Linked DNA regions of Homo sapiens: region 1 is linked to region 2. Evidence: chromatin loops called from intact Hi-C (ENCODE). Cell type or tissue: endothelial cell of umbilical vein. All regions are shown on one strand. Each heading gives the region's core, and the rest is flanking DNA. Links, peaks and the distances in the headings are about the cores only. Region 1 has its middle 67 kb from the start of LINC01894. Region 2 has its middle 110 kb from the start of LINC01894.

Evidence for each region. Hi-C counts contacts between places; a loop is a spot of excess contacts. Peaks named below come from ENCODE experiments on the same cell type or tissue, not always from the same donor. Only the 100,000 strongest peaks of a DNase experiment are listed, where the experiment ranks them.
Region 1: it touches region 2 in a loop (3-fold over the local background); 7 of 110 quality-filtered maps call a loop at or near these places.

Annotation. Positions count from the first base shown.
Region 1 is chr18:25,050,915-25,059,254 of GRCh38, reverse strand. No RefSeq gene overlaps it. Among named protein-coding and RNA genes, the nearest start is that of LINC01894, 67 kb to the right of the region's middle. In endothelial cell of umbilical vein, for the core only: no CTCF peak of the experiment used is centred there; a DNase peak (open chromatin) is centred at 4,004.
Region 2 is chr18:24,873,755-24,882,094 of GRCh38, reverse strand. No RefSeq gene overlaps it. Among named protein-coding and RNA genes, the nearest start is that of LINC01894, 110 kb to the left of the region's middle. In endothelial cell of umbilical vein, for the core only: a CTCF peak has its summit at 3,614 (motif pointing left); DNase peaks (open chromatin) are centred at 3,604 and 6,604.

The DNA.
Region 1 (8,340 bases), core at 268-8,267, 180 kb before region 2:
GAAAGGAAGGAATATATCAGTTCCTCGAGAGAGAAAATGCTTCCCTAGCACTTAATCCCAAAAGAAATTTCTCCAAGGCCTTCTAGATGGGTAGGGGACCAATATAATAGCCACTATTCCTGACCATAATTTTATTACTTAATACAGTGTTTTCTTATCTGGAGAAATGCTACTGCATCTATGGGTACAACCAAATATGCTGCCAAACTCAGTACACAGGACAGGTCCGCACAACAATGAATTATCTGGCCCGAAATGTCAATAGTACAGAGGTTGAGAAATTGCTGTAATGCAAAGTTGTACATGATTTGCAATGGCCCAAACTTCTTTACATTGGAACGACCTGGGGAACTTTAAAAACATCCATTGCCTGAGTCCCACCCCAGAGATCCTGACTTAATTGGTCCCAAGCAGGGGTCGCCAATCCCAGGACCACAGACCATTATGGGTCTGTGTGGCCTGTTAGGAACCAGGCTACACAGCAGGAAGTGAGTGGCAGGCAAGGGAGCAGAGCCAAGCTTCATCTGTATTTACAGCCACTCCCCGTCACTCACATGACCGCCTGAGCTCCGCCTCCTGTCAGATCAGTGGCAGCCTTAGATTCTCATAGGAGCACAAACCCTATACTGTGCATGCAAGGGATCTAGGTTGAGGGCTCCTTATAAGAATCAAATGCCTGATGATTTGCCATTGTCTCCCATCACCCCCAGATGGGACCATCTAGTTTCAGGAAAACAAGCTCAGGCCTCCTACTGATTTTTTTATTATGGTGAGTTGTATAATTATTTCATTATATATTACAATGTAATAATAATAAAGTACACAATAAATGTAAAGCACTTGAATCATCCCAAAACCATCCACCGGTGACCCTGGTCCATGGAAAAATTGTCTTCCACGAAACCAGTCCCTTGTGCCAAAAAGTTGAAGACCACTGGTCTAGAGCACAACTTCGACATCAGAAACTCCTCAGCTGATTCTAAGGGGGCCAAGTTTGAGAACCACTGGGTTCTGTAGCTGACATTCTCAGGTGAGTGTACCTGACTCAAGACTAGAAATTAGACAAGAACGTTCAAGGAGTAGAGAAGTGGTGTGGGCCTTAGTCTCTTCCCTCAACATTGATTTTTGCAACGGGGCATTTCATGATTATTTTAACCCTGAAGTAACATAATAACCAATAGCAAGTCTGTGAAGAGGGAGAAAGGAAGAAATGACCCAGAATCCCATCACCCTTACACCTGGTCCAGGGATTATAGACTCAGCAAGTGAGAAAACTGGCGCAGGGGCCTCTAGCAAACTGGAGAGCAAATGCCCCCTCCTCTGCCCCACTGTTGCCTGCAGGGAAACAGACTCCCAGTGCCAGATTGCCCCGTGCCTTCCGAGGAGCCAGCAATCCGGGTGGCTACATGCTATGTTCCAATTTCCAAATGTTGGCAACCTATTCCATTTTTTTTTAATTCGAACTCTGCTGGCCCCCACTGTGTCGGCCATATGAGACACACTTTCAGGCCAGGCTTGAATCTTGGATTGCCAGTTTTGACCTCTGGCATCAACTGTTTTGTTTTGTTTTGTTTTGTTTTTCTGATTCTCATTCCAGCCCATTTTAAATGTTTGTTTTGAAAGCACGATATGACTTTTGTATATAAAAGTTCAAATCATGCTTTGTTTTCAATTAGCATTATGTGCAGTTTTGAAGCTGCTCTGTGACCTTCATATTCACATTGCTTAATGCTGAACTGAGTAATCCAGTGAATGGATGTGTTCTATATGAGGCTGCCCCTATTTCTGGATCTTTAGATTTCAGACAGATTTTGGGGAGTGATAAAGGATAATAAATGATAGAAAGTTAATATTCTCTGATGCAAGTCAGATAATGCTAAATTCTGTGTTGTGAATGGGGGCCAGATTAATACGATTTAGAAATCATGTAAATGGGTGACAAGGTTGACATTCTACTTGGAAAACTGACAAGCATAACCAGTGTTCCAGCCACAATGGAAGGTCACAGCGCCAGAGACCCTCTAGGGACCCCCACAGGCTGGGCTAGGCTTCCCAGAGCAGCTCTGGGTCAGTTCCAGAACATGGACAAGGACTCCAGTGAACCCTCAAGTTCTGCTCTATAGAGCATGGCAGCCTGACTTTGTGTCTGTTTGTGCCTGTTGGGGTGCAACACTGCAGAACTCTTGAGAAAGGAAGCCTGGAAATCCAGATCCCATTATAGAGCACCTGCAAATGCTTCTCCATTTAACTTCAGCAGGCCAGAGACACTTACCATCTCCCTTGTGTGGAGGAAGCGCCTACCAAAGACACTGAAAACTGGAGTTCAAGAAAGAGGGATGATTTAGGCTAAAATAGGCCAGCATGGGTTCCTGGCAGAGTCCCAAAGCTCAGGTCTGGTTGGCACTGCATTCCTGGGTGAGTGCCCCCTGAGACTGCGGAGTAGCCTCAACCATCTCTGCCAGATTCCTCTGTAATGAAGTCAGCTGTCAACTCCTTGGGGGGAAAAGCACAGAGCCCCTTTATTTCCAAGCAGGTGTTGCAGCATATTAAAGGTTGAATTCCATCTTGTGCTCACATCCTGAATGAGCCAGTTTGCAGGCAAGCTCAGTTCTTTCTGCAAAGAGGGAAACTTGGCAATGGTGGAGGCTGAGTACTTAAATGGCAATCAACTTCTGGCTCATATCAATTAATTCCTTCATGGACTTCTGCCTAAGTATAGCATCTTGAATTCCCAGCTGCGGCGGCTATGAAAAACAGCCCAAACAACACACGCCACCATCTCAGGGAGGGCGCACCGGCGGAACGATGGGTGATGCTATCTCAGGGCAACCGCGGATGTTGATTTCGGGCTCTCTCTTTGTGTACCTGCAGAATACGGAGAAGAACATACACTCATTTCTCAGTGTGGGAAATTCTTCAAGAAAACGTCAACTAAGTCTAAGAAAAATCCCTCTGAGGGGAATCACCTCTTTTTGGCTTTAAAATGCCTAGATCCAAAGTAACGGTGAGATGTGGGAGCAGAATGCAGGATAGAAAATCAGAGGATGGCTTTATTGTGAGCAATATCTTCTCAGAAACTGGAAAGCCCCATTCCAAAATGACCTTCATCCCAAGGAACCTACCAGAGTCCTGTCCATCTCTGTTCCATGAACAAGGGGCTCTTGCTCAAGGGCTGCAGACAGACTGAGGGTGATGCGCTGTGACATGTGAGACTTGGCCATTCTTCAACTCATATGGTTGGTTCAGACAGTACGATTCAGACCACAACGTCCACATGGGGATGTGAATTTTCAAAGATCTCTCCTCATCTAATGATCTAATAATGTGGCTATCACCAAGGTATAACCAAAAAGTCAAGGTCACCTGGGAGGGGCAAACACATTTTTCCTCTCCCGAGTATGAACAGCACTGGCTTCTCTCCTTCTCTGCTTTCTTTTTCTGAGTCAGTGGAAGAGTCTAGTCCCAAAGCCTTTGGTTCCCTGAGGCTCTTACATCATCCAGTATGGTAGCCACTGGCTATTTAAAAATGTGGCTATTTAAATTAATTTAAATTAAGCAAAATAAAAAATCGAGTTCCTCAGTCTCACTAGGAACATTTCATGTCTTTGGTTGCCACATGAGGTTTATGGCTTCCATATGGAATGGCACAGATACAGAACATTCTCCTCATCGTGCAGAGTTCTGTTGGCAGTCCTACCATTCTAACCTGTCCCCTCCCTGCTGCTTTCACCCCCTCAATGTACAGAGGTCCCTCTTTCTCTAGTTCCTTCAATATATTCCTTCCCTCTGCATACTTTCCTTCTGTCTTCAAATGCGCACAGGTTTCTTCACTTCTTTAAAAAAAAAATATTTTTGCTTAACCGTGAAGCATCTTTACAGGACTGTTTTATTTATTTCCTTCATTTTCTTCCAAATTTCTCAAATTTGTGGTCTTCCCCACATCCTCCATTTCCTGACCACTGACTCGCTTCTGACTCACCTGCAGGCTGGCTTCCATCAATCAGCAATATCCTCTTCCTGAAAATGAATTGGCCAAGGTCACCAGTAGCCACCCAGTCTTTGTTTTTTTTTTTGTTTTGTTTTGTTTGGTTTTGTTTTTTTCCTTTCCCAGTTCTTCTTCTCCTTTTTCAATCATTTAGTCCATCAGACACCAACTCCCATGTTCTTATTCGGCAATATTTCTATGTTTATTCTTTCCTTTCCATTTCCAGTGATAGGACCTTAGGGGCACCCTTATCATTTACCTGCTTCTGGTCTTTCTCCCCTTATCCCCCTTGTGTATGGCCACCATGTATCTTTATAAAACACTTATTTCACATCATTTACTCATTTAATAAATACCTATGACTCCCAGAGTAATGTAGTGAAAAAGGATGCAGTTTAAATGAAGTTTGGATCTTTTCCTGCCACTTACTAACTATGTAGCCTAGACCAACTTACTTTGCTTTTTCTAAGGCCCCTTTTCCCTTCTTTAATTTAAGGATAAGTATACTTATAAATTATGGTAGGATTTTGCTGATATTATCATCAGTGGCTAGAAATACCGGAAACATATTAGATGACCTATATAGAAAAGTTTTTAACTATTATTGTCTTTATTTAATCCAAGCTCTTTTTCTGTCCATTTTAGAATCACTGCCTTTTCTCTGTTGTAACCTCTTACCCCTCTGATTCCTCTGTACCACTCCCTTGTAATCTTTCTAAAAACTACACTTTTTATCATGTCTCCTACCTATGAGAGCCTGGAATAATGGTCTTCATCTTCCACCAAAAGTTGAATATTCCTTTGACTTTCCAGAGTGTCTTAACTTTGTCCAACTCTGTACACCATTCTTATACCTTATCCTGCTTCAGCCTATTTAAGCCAATCAAGCCCCATCATCATGCTCCATCATCCTCCCTTGCACATCTAATTCATTCCTTTTTTTATTGTTCACTTCTATCAATTCCCACTCTGTGCAAAACGTTTCCTTCCTCCTCTCCAGTTACCCAGTCCTGCTCAGTCTTCTGGTCCCACAAAAAGCCCCTCTTCCTTCATAAAATCTGATTTGCCACATTATCTCCTTTCTCTGAATGCCTGTTGCACTTACAACCTAGCTTAACAATTCACGATTTCCTTCAAAACTAGTTTGTCTTCAATGAAACAAAACTAATTTATCCTCAAACTGGATTACAACTTTTTCAAGGATGAGGAATCTGCTATTTGGTTTTATTTTTTAAACTATCCTTGGTGATTTCACCTAATAGAAGTTCAATAAAGCACACATTGTTCAACTACTAGCTTAAATATGGTCCTCAGTTTATCTTAGTTCAACACACATGGGTTATTTGCCTACCCTGAGCCAGGTACAAAGGATAAAGAGGTATGACAAGATCCCTGCTCTTCAGAAATTCGCAATTACAATTATCCAGAGACTCAGTCTTTTCTCCTTGTTCAACAGTTGCCACCATCCTCATAAACCAGATAAGGAAGAGCATGTGGGAGCCGAGTCAGCTTGGACTTGATTTGTAGCCATAAGATGTTGAAATTGGAAGTCATAATGCCTTCCTCTTTGGCCTCTTCATTGATGGTGATTTCAGTTGATGTATTTAGCACCAGGCTGCTCCTGAACAGTCAGCAGCATGCTGCAAGGCAGAAAATCAACTAGATGTGGTCCACACCCAACTGACTAAAAGTATTTCTCTACCACGAACGAAGTTTTGCACTAGAAACAGATCACGCTACACATATTCAAAATGCAGGTTAAAACAGCGTGCAAAACTGCATCTGGAAAGGTACCAGATCTATATGTAAATTCAAGCTGTAGCCCATTCTTTCCTTAAAGCAACAAAGATGTTGACTGTGATTACAGATAATAAGAGCTTTCCTTCTGATGAAATGAGCATATACTGAACCAAACATACGATATATTCCCATGACAAATATATTTACACTCAACACAGAACACGGAGAGAAAAGAAAATGTCAATAGTTGACAGCTTCTTGGCCTATGGGGTGTAATCCAGGAGCATAATAAACTCATTTAAGCTTGGTGTTGAATAAATGCATGTTAGGCCTGTGCATTTTTGGGGGGCTTTCCCCCAACACATTGTTTTAATACAATGTCACATTTCTCCGTGTTGCACAGTCCTTCTGCTGCTGTCAGCAGAGACAGGGACCAAGCTAATCTTTGGGCCAAACCAGAGGTAATTTGCCCTAATGAGTAAAGATAGGAACAAAAAAAGGACATCATGGAGGAAAATGCCTGATTGTCAAATGTTGGCAGATAACCATTTCACACTGGAAAATACGTCTCAAGAATGTTGGCTGCTGGGAGATTAAAAGTCTAAAAGAAGATGTATTTCCATGGAAGATCTTAATCATGCTGATAAAAGGATAAGCATAGTCAAGAGGATATAAACCACATCAAAGGCCACCTCTGTTTAGAAGCTGGAGACTGCTCCCTTCCCCTTATTAATGTATTTCTCATCCCAGCCAAATTGGATGTGAAGATATGTTCCTTATTCCTGGCAGATCTTGCAAGATATCAAACATTTCAGACTTTGCGTGTGAAAGCAGGACATATTGGTTAAGACTGGAAATAGCATGTTTCTGGTAGAGTTCAAGTCTATAAGAAATACTACACCCTACTGTTTTCGTAAATGCCAGAGTTCCATTGAATCGAGACAGATGGTAGCAGGCAAAGACGCAATCTTATAATCAAAAGCTAAAATATGTCAAAAATATGTTAGCAAGCAAAATATAGCAGATTACTAACTTCTCATGTCATGACAGCTTGCAAAACATGTTAGGATGTTGAATTTCTACTTATGTAAATAAAGGAGCAGTAAACAGAGGAGCAGCATGGCATGAGAACTCACGTGTTGACTGTCCCTTCACTGCAGTTTGGGGAACAGAACGAGCCACGTGGCCCCAAGGAGACCCAGATGGATATTAAAATGTCTCCAGAACAAAGCGTGGGGATCCATTTTCCTTTCATGAGCAACGAATTTCTCTGTGATACCTAGAAGCTGTTTAGCTAAATTACAGGAGACATTCGAACTTCCCAGAGAGAATTGTGAGGGTTCTGTTGAGAATCATCATGCCATTTAGCTCAAGGAAACAAGAGGGTGAGTACCCAAGTACCCAAAATGTACCCAAGGCTTTCTGTATATGTCAATCGCAGCCCAAGGAAGTTTCTTTGATCACAGTCCTGGTTTCTTAGTGTCTTGGCTAATTTTGGTCAGGGTTGTGGGGAGCAAAGGCAATGTTAATCATGGTTGGGGCAGGTGGAAGAGGAGGTGTTTTTCTTTTTTTTTTTTTTTTTTTTTTTTGAGACAGAGTCTCGCTCTGTCACCCAGGTTAGAGTGCAATGGCGTGATCTTGGCTCACTGCAACCTCTGCCTCCTGGGTTCAAGTGATTCTCCTGCCTCAGCCTCCTGAGTAGCTGAGATTACAGGCGCACGCCACCTCGCCTGCCTGATTTTTTTTTCTTTTGTCTTTTTAGTAGAGATGAGGTTTCACCATGTTGATCAGGCTGATCTTGAACTGCTGACCTCGTGATCCACTAACTTTTATTGAGCACTTACTGTGGTCCAGGTGTTGTGTACTGCTGTCATACCAAATTAGATTCTCAGCTCTTGAGATGGTAAGAAGATCACTTTTACTACTCCATGCTCAATGGAAGTTCAAATCTGACCCTCTTCCCTGCTCCCATGGTCAGGGAATCTAGGGTGGGAAGAAGGTGGGTCTTCCATTCTCACTCCAGCATGGCCCCGCCTGACACCTGCATCGCACTCCAACACAGGCTGCCTCTGCTCTGCACAGTACCAAAGACACAAACATCAGCTCCATTTTTAAATTTCCATAGAGAATCTGTTGGGGAAAACATCAATGTACCAGAGAATGATGCATTTTGGAGCAAGAAATATCTATATATCTATATCTATTAATATTTATATATACAGAGATAGATAGATAGATGGATAGATAGATAGATAGATAGATAGTCTCACTCTGTCGCCAAGGCTGGAGTGCAGTGACGCGATCTCGGCTCACTGCAACCTCCACCTCCCAGGTTCAAGCAATTCTCCTGCCTCAGCCTCCCAAGTAGCTGGGATTACAGGCATGCGCCACCACATCCAACTAGTTTTTGTATTTTTAGTAGAGGCGAGGTTTCTCCATGTTGGCCAGGCTGGTCTCGAACTCCTGAACTCAAGTGATCCCCCCATGTCTTGGCCTCCCAAAGTGCTGGGATTACAGACATGAGCCATAGAGCAAGAAATATTCTGATAAATTGCTTGGGTTGGAGAGTGAGGGTCCAAGGGTCTGCTCCTATAACAAAAGATGCTGCCTAAATT
Region 2 (8,340 bases), core at 126-8,125:
CTGATGACAAATCAATCTTTTTGTCGCTGCTAATTATCAAGTTCTCTAAGCTATCTGTTGCATGTTGCTTGAGGCTATTGCCAATGAATCTCTGTGGTGGGCTGTCTTTCTTCTGCCCATCCTGATCAAGGGTTCTTCTGTAATTCCCCAACTCTGGCCTTTATGGTTATGGCTGCTGCCAGCCATTGAGTAGTGCTGAGTAAGGCATCACTTTAGAAGGGATTATATTCAAGAACTTCAACAATAGAATCAAGAGAAAATAACAAAACATCTAAAGAAAATAACTGTCTCATTGGTAGCCTCAAACATCACAGTCCTTCCTGAATCTACCTCTTATTGGCAGGTCTGATCTCTGATTACCTTATTTCTGTGTGTGTCTCAGTGTCCTCTCTCAGGGTACGTAGCAGTGGGGTCTTTCACTGGGTTGTTGTGACCATTATATAGGTAAAGCCATACAAAGCACACAAGACAGTGCCTGGATGGTTGATGCTCAATAGATGTGGCTGGTGCTATTGTTCTTTACTCACCTTGTTCTCCTTCTTCTTGTTACTATTATTATTACTTATTATTATACTTAAATACTGGTTCCTTTCAGTGTTTGCTAGGAGTTTGCTTTGTCTTCAGATTTAATAATACACCAGTGGTACTAAATCTTTCAAGCGGAATAAGAGCACGCTGGTCCCCTTCATTTTATTTTCATCAACTCTCAGCACATCTGAGCATATCTTTGTTAAAAACACTTTTCCAGGGTACATTGTGTGAGTAATCATTCAACTGAATAAGATGTTGATGATTCCTTACCACCTTGGTAGAGTAGGTGAACCTAGAAGGGCTCCCGAACTGCATTGGATTTGCTGGAAGTATGATCTTTAACAAAAGCGTAGAAAGAACTTCAAACTTGCCAAAAGGCAAAAGAATAAAATAAATGGCCCGCTTTCATTTACAGCTCTATAGTCACATGAATCTTTTGGAATCAGAAAAAAAAAAGTGGGCTGAAAATGTGTATTTTATTATCGTTGAGTATGTAGACACATTCTGGAAGTGATCAGAAAATGTTAGTCTTGCAGTAGCATCTATCAATCTCTGCTCAACTAAAGTTTGAGCAAGCATTTGACATTAGCTGCTCTATGGTTTTGAATTAGATGTTTGTCCTTGATCCTCTCATGAAAGTCTTTGTCTTTGGCCACCCTGTCTTTACTGAAAAGCCTCTGGTTCTTATTGACCTACATTAACTTTAGCTATTACTTCATCCCCCCAGTGACTCCAGGCTGTGTTCTAAACCACAAACCCATTGTTTCACATCATGAAAAATGTTCTCTACTATCACGACTTGTGGTAGGAGAGAGGCATTAATATCTTCTTGATATGATAACACCTGATAAAGATGCCATTAGTATGTATCAATACTAGAAACGTAGAGACTGCATGATGGTTGTGGCTCTTTTGTTTTCTAAATTAATTGGTTAACATAAAAGACTACACTATTGGACCCTAAATCAAATGAGGTATCTCTAGGAGGTTAGTTACAGCACAGCTTCTGGTAGCAGGAAGCCTGAAGAGAAATAATTGACAAAACTCTAGGAGGTCAGAATGAGCCTAGATGAATGCAATACAACAAAGGGGCAAAGAAAGAAGAAGAAGGAGGAGGAAGAGGAGAAGAAGACCGACTGTATCACTTATCTATAGCTTAGTACAAATTACTTAATGACTTAAAACACAGGTGAGGCTAGTGACCCTGCATGTCCATCACCTTGAGAATGATTGATTCCTTAAATTTGTACCCTAGGTACCTGGCTTACTTCACCCTAGTCCTGGATCTCTAAAACAAGAAAAACATCTTTATAATCTCTCACAGTTTCAGGGGGTCAGGGACTTGGGAACAGCTCAACTGGATGGTTTTAGCTCAGAGTCTCTCATGAAGTTGCAGTCAAGATGTCAGATGGAACTATGGTCATCTGAAGGCTTGACTGGGGCTGAAGGACCACTTTCAAGATGGCTCATTCACATGGCTGAAAAGTCGGTGATAGCTGTTGGCAGGAGGCATCAGTTCCTCTCACATGGACCTCTCCATATGCTGCTGGGGTGTCTTTATGTCATGGCAGCTGACTTCCCGCAGAATGAGTGAACCGAGAGGAAGAAAAGTGGAAGCTATGATGTCCTTTATGATCTAGCTTTAGAAATTTACACCATTGTTTCCACCATATTTCACTGGTAATACAGACCAAGCCTGATGCAGTGTAGAAGGAGATGACACAAAGGCATGAGAAATCATTCATTGGAAGTCATTTTGCAGGCTAGTACTACAAAGATGGAGGAGGAGGAGAGGAAGGGAAAGAAAAATGCCTAGCAGAGAATCTGGTTTTCAAAAGATGACTTTGGCTCAAACTTCTTGGAAAAATTAAATCAAAATAGCAACATGTAAGGTAGAACTAGGACTGGCTATATTATTGGATAATCCAACCCCTTCCTCAGCAGCTGCATATATGTGTGGGAGATGCTGATTGATGGGGTGAGCAGGAAGACCTCATCCAAGACACACACCTTCCATCAAATGTGTCCATCTAGAAAGGACATCAGTTCATAAAAGCCCAGCTTTTGCTAATGGGGGAGCTGAATGATTTGGCAATAGGGGGGTATGATGACTTCTGTTAAGAGGGCTCATCCCATTAGCACAGCTCCTGTCACAGGCTCTAGGATTCCATTGACTTATTCCTAAGTGATCTTGGCATAAGGCCAGCCTCTGTGAATAAGTAACATATCATGGTTCATCCATGTTCTTCACCTGTTATACATAAAGTTACTAAAAGTAAGGGCCAAAAAAAAGAGTTTTCTCTTTAGCAGAAGAGATGTGATTACTTTCCAAACAAAGCCCTTTCTGATTTTTTAACTCAACATTGACTTTCTTTCTGTTATGTGGAAGGCAAAGTCAAGCAGATAGTCTTGCTTTCTTCATTTTGTGCTCAGCCTCTCTTCCTCAAACACTGACTTTCCCAGACACTATACCGTACCTTCCACTGAACCAAGACTCGAAATTAACACATGAATCTTTCTTTACACACGACTCTGCAGTGATTTTTTAAATTCAGAGAAGAGAACACTGGACCCCAGAAACTTCATCCCTTAAGAATCACCAGGTTTCCAATTCTTGTTCTCCTCCCTGCTAATGAGCAGGTCTCCGCCATCCCTGGACATGAGATCTTCCCTTGTACCCAGCATTGGCACCCAGCTGCCTCTCCCTGAAAGCCCTTCATAAGAATGGACAGAATGTGTCCTTCTTCAGTCCTGAGGCTGTCCATCGGAATGGGGGTCACTGTGCACATGCCCCTCACTGCTCTTTTGTCCCTACGCCTTATCATGGCTCCCCAGCAGGGCCTTTGATTTCTACACCTCACTGGGGGTATCTGGGCTACTTTATAGTTTGTATCTCTGTTTGCAAAGATATGTATCCGATTCCACACACAATGAACGAACAATAACAACACAAAATTACAAATGTTATGATGCATTATGCTTTGATTAAATAAGAAATGTGATCGGCTGTGCCCAAAAGGATAGAACTTGAATCCCGTCAAGAGAAGAGATGAATGAACAGAACTACAGTGACATCTGCTGGTCCCTTCCATAGAGTTGTTGGTTTAAGTGTCACCAGAAATGAGTGATGAAAGAAAATAATGATAATCTCAGGCTTAAAATAAATCCTTAAAATGTGCATTTATATAAAAATGTATTCAGTTCAACCATTTTAATCAGTATGTTGCAAATGAGAAAACACAATTCTTGGGAGCAGGAGGTGAAAATTATTTACTCCACAATTGTTCATAACAGGAATGGAAAAGACCACTCACATCATCATTTTAGTACACAATCACCCACGCCCACACACCACAGAGGATAGACAGGTCAGTTAGGAGAAAAGGGAAGCATGGAAAATAAAAATGTTCTACTCAAAAGTATCTCTGAGTCTTAAAATATTGGCTTCCTCTTTAGATGCTCTAGAAGAAGCTGAGGTTCCAGGGGACAGGAATTACCCTCCCCGCCCAGGATGTACAACGTCTTGCACGGTTTCTCTGCAAAGAAATGTCTACTGCTGTGATGCTGAGATACATTAGAAAAACATTAAGATGTAATCAGGCACTCCCTGGGGGCCAGGGTTGCAGTGGGATCAATAAACTTTGCCACCCTGTTGGCTTCCGTTCGGGCAAATCTTCAGTCATCAACATTCCCTGCCCTCTCTGCCAAAAAAATGAAGTGAGATCCTGCTCTGAGGTTCAGCATCCTGAACACAAAATGCCTGAGGCTGCCTCCCCAAAGTCTGAGAAGTCAGTGTAGCATTCCCTTGAGGATTTCTCGGCCAGTGTCTTTTGTAGAAAGGGCAGGGTTTTTGTTGGACCCCCCACCCCCGCCCCCCACCCAAAGCAGTGTCACAAAGGGAGCCGTCATCTGGATTCTGGATAATGACCATTCTGTTTCCAGTGAAATACAAACCCACGTTTTTTTTTCTTAGCACAGCCCTAAATGCCTTCAGTGTATACTGCCCACAACAATAGATTATAAAGCTTTCCTAACATCATTCCTGACCAAAAAATTAGTAGAGATTGTGTCTTTTAGAAAGTACTGAAATTATTCTAAAATGATCCGCACATACCTTAGCTTTGGGGGCCTGAATGACAAAAGATGGGCATTGCCTTACAAACAAAGGAACTTTTCGTTTCTGTCTTGTGCTTGGACTGTGAGGCTGCTCTGAGTGGGGAGGCATGGCTGTCATCTTGCTGTGCTGAAAGCATCCTTATCCCACATCTGAATAAAAGACAAAGAGACCCCCATCCAGGCAGCATGTGGGGATGTTCACATCTAACAATAACCATATATTGTGCGGAAGTACAAGTGTGGACAGTCTGCACTTCTTGGAAGCTAAGCTGCGTTACAGCTATCTGGGTTTCTTTTAATGACTCTGAGGGACAATGCATCACCTACAAGTCTAAAGCACATTCGATAAAACATCTTGGAGTCAGTGCCTGTGGAATTCATTTTCCAGAGACAGTCAAGCTTGGGGATTTGTTTTCTAAGTTTTTTTTTTCTTTCCTTCTTTCTTTCTTTCTTTGTGTGTGTGTGTGTGTGTGTGTGTGTGTGTGTGTGTGTGTAAACCGCAAAGCTACTTTTTCCTCCACTCTATCATCTTTCAGCCCTGAGTGAGTTTGCATGATTCATCATTGTTTAAGCAGGTTTTCTACAAGAGAAGATTACTAAACTAATTGATTATTAATTGATTATCGTAATAGTCCATAACATTCCATTTGCAGTGATTCCTCAAAGCAACGTATGCCCTGGGTAGTTCTCAACAGTGAGGGATTTGCGGACCCACAGCCAAGCTTGCACGTCCTTTAGGGACGCATCCATCTGGCTCTGACAGTGCCACATCCATTATTCCCACAAATAGTACTAAGGGAGGTAGTATTGGGTGGAATGGAGAACATCGTTTCCTCTAGTTTCTTCCATTTGCAACATGTTGAACATTTCCTTTTTCTGCATAACTCTGGCATAGTGTGTGTTTGTGAGGAGAGGAGGAATGCATTTTCAGAAACTTCTCCACCTTCCTGTGGCCACAGACTTCTTGTCCTCCAGGGCCACTGGGCTGTGTTGATGGCCCAATCTGCTGAAATGTGATTCAGCTTATGACTCAAACTCCATCACTATTAAAGAGCCACATTGTCACGTTCATTCGTTTGGCCCTGCATTTGGTCACGAAAGGTCCTTTTTAAGGTTCTCTCTCTGTTTTCGGCCCTGGCTCTAGCCCTGGGGATGTTCATTCAGCAGAGCACAAGGAGTGCCCTTGGGCCGATGGGGCAAAAAGACAATTCCCTTGACCAGGACAGTGAAGTGTCATTTGTGCTGTGGCAGCACAGAAAAGGGACACCCTGAATGGGTGGCAGGAGTCAGGGAAAGCTTCCCAGAAGAAGGGACATTCAAGCTGAATTTAAAAGGGTGTGTGTGGAACTGAGTAAAGAAGGAGATGTGCATTTCAGCATAGCTTCATAGAAGAAGCATAGAGTAATGAAACCACAGCTAAGTTCAAAGTTGTTGTTCCCCAGTGGCCTGAGGGAAGGGTGTGTGTGGGGTCGGGCAGAGAGAGCATCAGGGAACAGAGAAACCCACATGTGGAGCTCCATGGTTCCTCAAAGGCACAGCTTTATGACCTACTTTATTTAACATTTGTCCAGCACCTGCTTTGTACAGGGAACTGTCTGACATGCTGTGGCCTGGAGGGATTGAGAGGAAAACCATCTCTGCCCTCAACAATAGACACACAGTGAGTGCCTACTGCATACCAGACAAGCTTTTAGGTTCTTTCCTGTGGCTTTTCAATTTAATCCTCACGACAAACCTGCAAAGTAAGTATTGTTAGCTCAATTTCACAAATGAGGAAACTGGAGCCCTGAGAGGTAAAAACTACCTATTTAAGATCAAACATCTGGTTTGCAGCCAGCTGGGATCAGAACTACAGAGAAGACACAAGAAGTTTATGACTCAAGATTTCCATTTATACCATACCAGATAGGAGAGGAAGAGCAGGGAAGGAAATGTAAAAATGTGGGCGGTTCTCCCTCTGGTCAAGCCAGCCTATCGCTTTGTACCAGGCAGGAGCCCTGGGCCCAGACTCTCTGGAAATTCCTATGTGGACACGTTCCAGGCAGGAAAGCACAACAAAGACAGTCCCTTTGTTTCTCCTGTTGCCCCCTTATCCCCATGCCCTTTCCTGAAGCTGCTCCTGCCTCTGACCTACATGGCAGTAGACAAGGCTTAAGCCTTCTCTTGGATCCTTTAAATTCCCACAGGTGGTCCTTTCCAGTTATTCCCACTTCAGACATTTCTCAAGCTGAGTGGAGGGAGGTGGAAAGCTTCGTACGCAGGAAAAGAAGGGAGATAAAGAAATTAGGAGGATTCTGAACACTGGGTTGTGGTTTCCTTCATACAAAACTTGTTTCATATTGGTAGTCCCAGATTACTTTTCAAAATATTAGGTTGGTGCAAAAAAATTGTGGTTTCTGCCATTACTTTCAATGGCAAAAACCATTGATTACTTTTGCACCAACTCAATAGTAAAATCCACAAGCAAACACATATATCTCACTCTGTGAAGGTTAGTCTCCTGCCAGTAGCCCTCACTGGGTTTACCAACTCTATTGTTATCCCCTCCCCCTATCTTCTCTTAACCTGATACTAGAAGGCCCAGTAACTAATTATGACATTCCCACAAGAAGGGAAGAAATGTAGTCCCACTAATAGAGAAAGCAGAATAAAGGAAAGGATAGTCAAGGACTTCTCGAAACAACTAAAAATGACAAAGCTGGCTCAGAAATACAGTGTTTTATAAAGTAGAGACATTTATTAAGCAACGGAAGGTTTCCATATAAGTTGTAAGTATATGAAAAAGTCCAAGGAAAATAAAGCTATGGAGACAGTCGTAAAGCATGCAGGTATTGGCTGGACATTTCTAAAACACTATAGGTCTTACTTATTGCTATGGTTTGTATGTACTCCTCAAAGTTCTGTGCTGGAAACTTAATCCTCAATGCAACAATGTTGCAAGGTAAAACCTTTAAAACGGAATTTGGTCTTGAGGGCTCTGCCTTCCTTATTGTAAGAGTAGGTGTGTTATAAAAGCAAGTTTGGACCCCTCTCTCTTGCCCATGTGATGCTTTCCACCATGTTATGATGCATCAAGAAGGCCCCCACCAGATGCAATCCCTCAATCTAGGACTTTCCAGCCACCAGAACCATGAGCGAAATAAATTTCTGTTCATTATACATTACCCACTCTCAGGTATTCTGTAATATCAGCACAAAATAGACTAAGACACTTATTTATGCCTGGATCCCCCTGGTAAAACTTTCCTATGCCTGATTTTTGCACCCTGAGCCCAGCTGTGCAAGGTCACACCTCTAAACCTTGTCTAGTGCTTTATTGTCTCAGATAGTGTGTTGTGTGTTTGCTCATTGCCTCTTTGGTCTTTGAGTTCTCCAGTATTCACAAAACATTGTATTTCTGAATCTGTAATACTTCACATCACAGAGGGAAATAGAAACGGAAGACGCTGGAGGGAACATGAAGGGAGAAAAAGACAGGAGACTTTGTCAGGAGTTTTAAACTTTCTTATTGAGTTAGAAGAAGCCCTGGGGAGAAGATGTTTTAGATGTTTGGGCCTTCTGGGTTCACCGTTGCCGCAGAGAAGAAAGAGTGTGGTGATTTAAAAGTGATCGAGACACGCAAGGGACTTAAAGAGACGACTGGAGGAAGGTGACTCTCTCACAATTGCTCTTTTATGTGGGCATTAAGGCTGT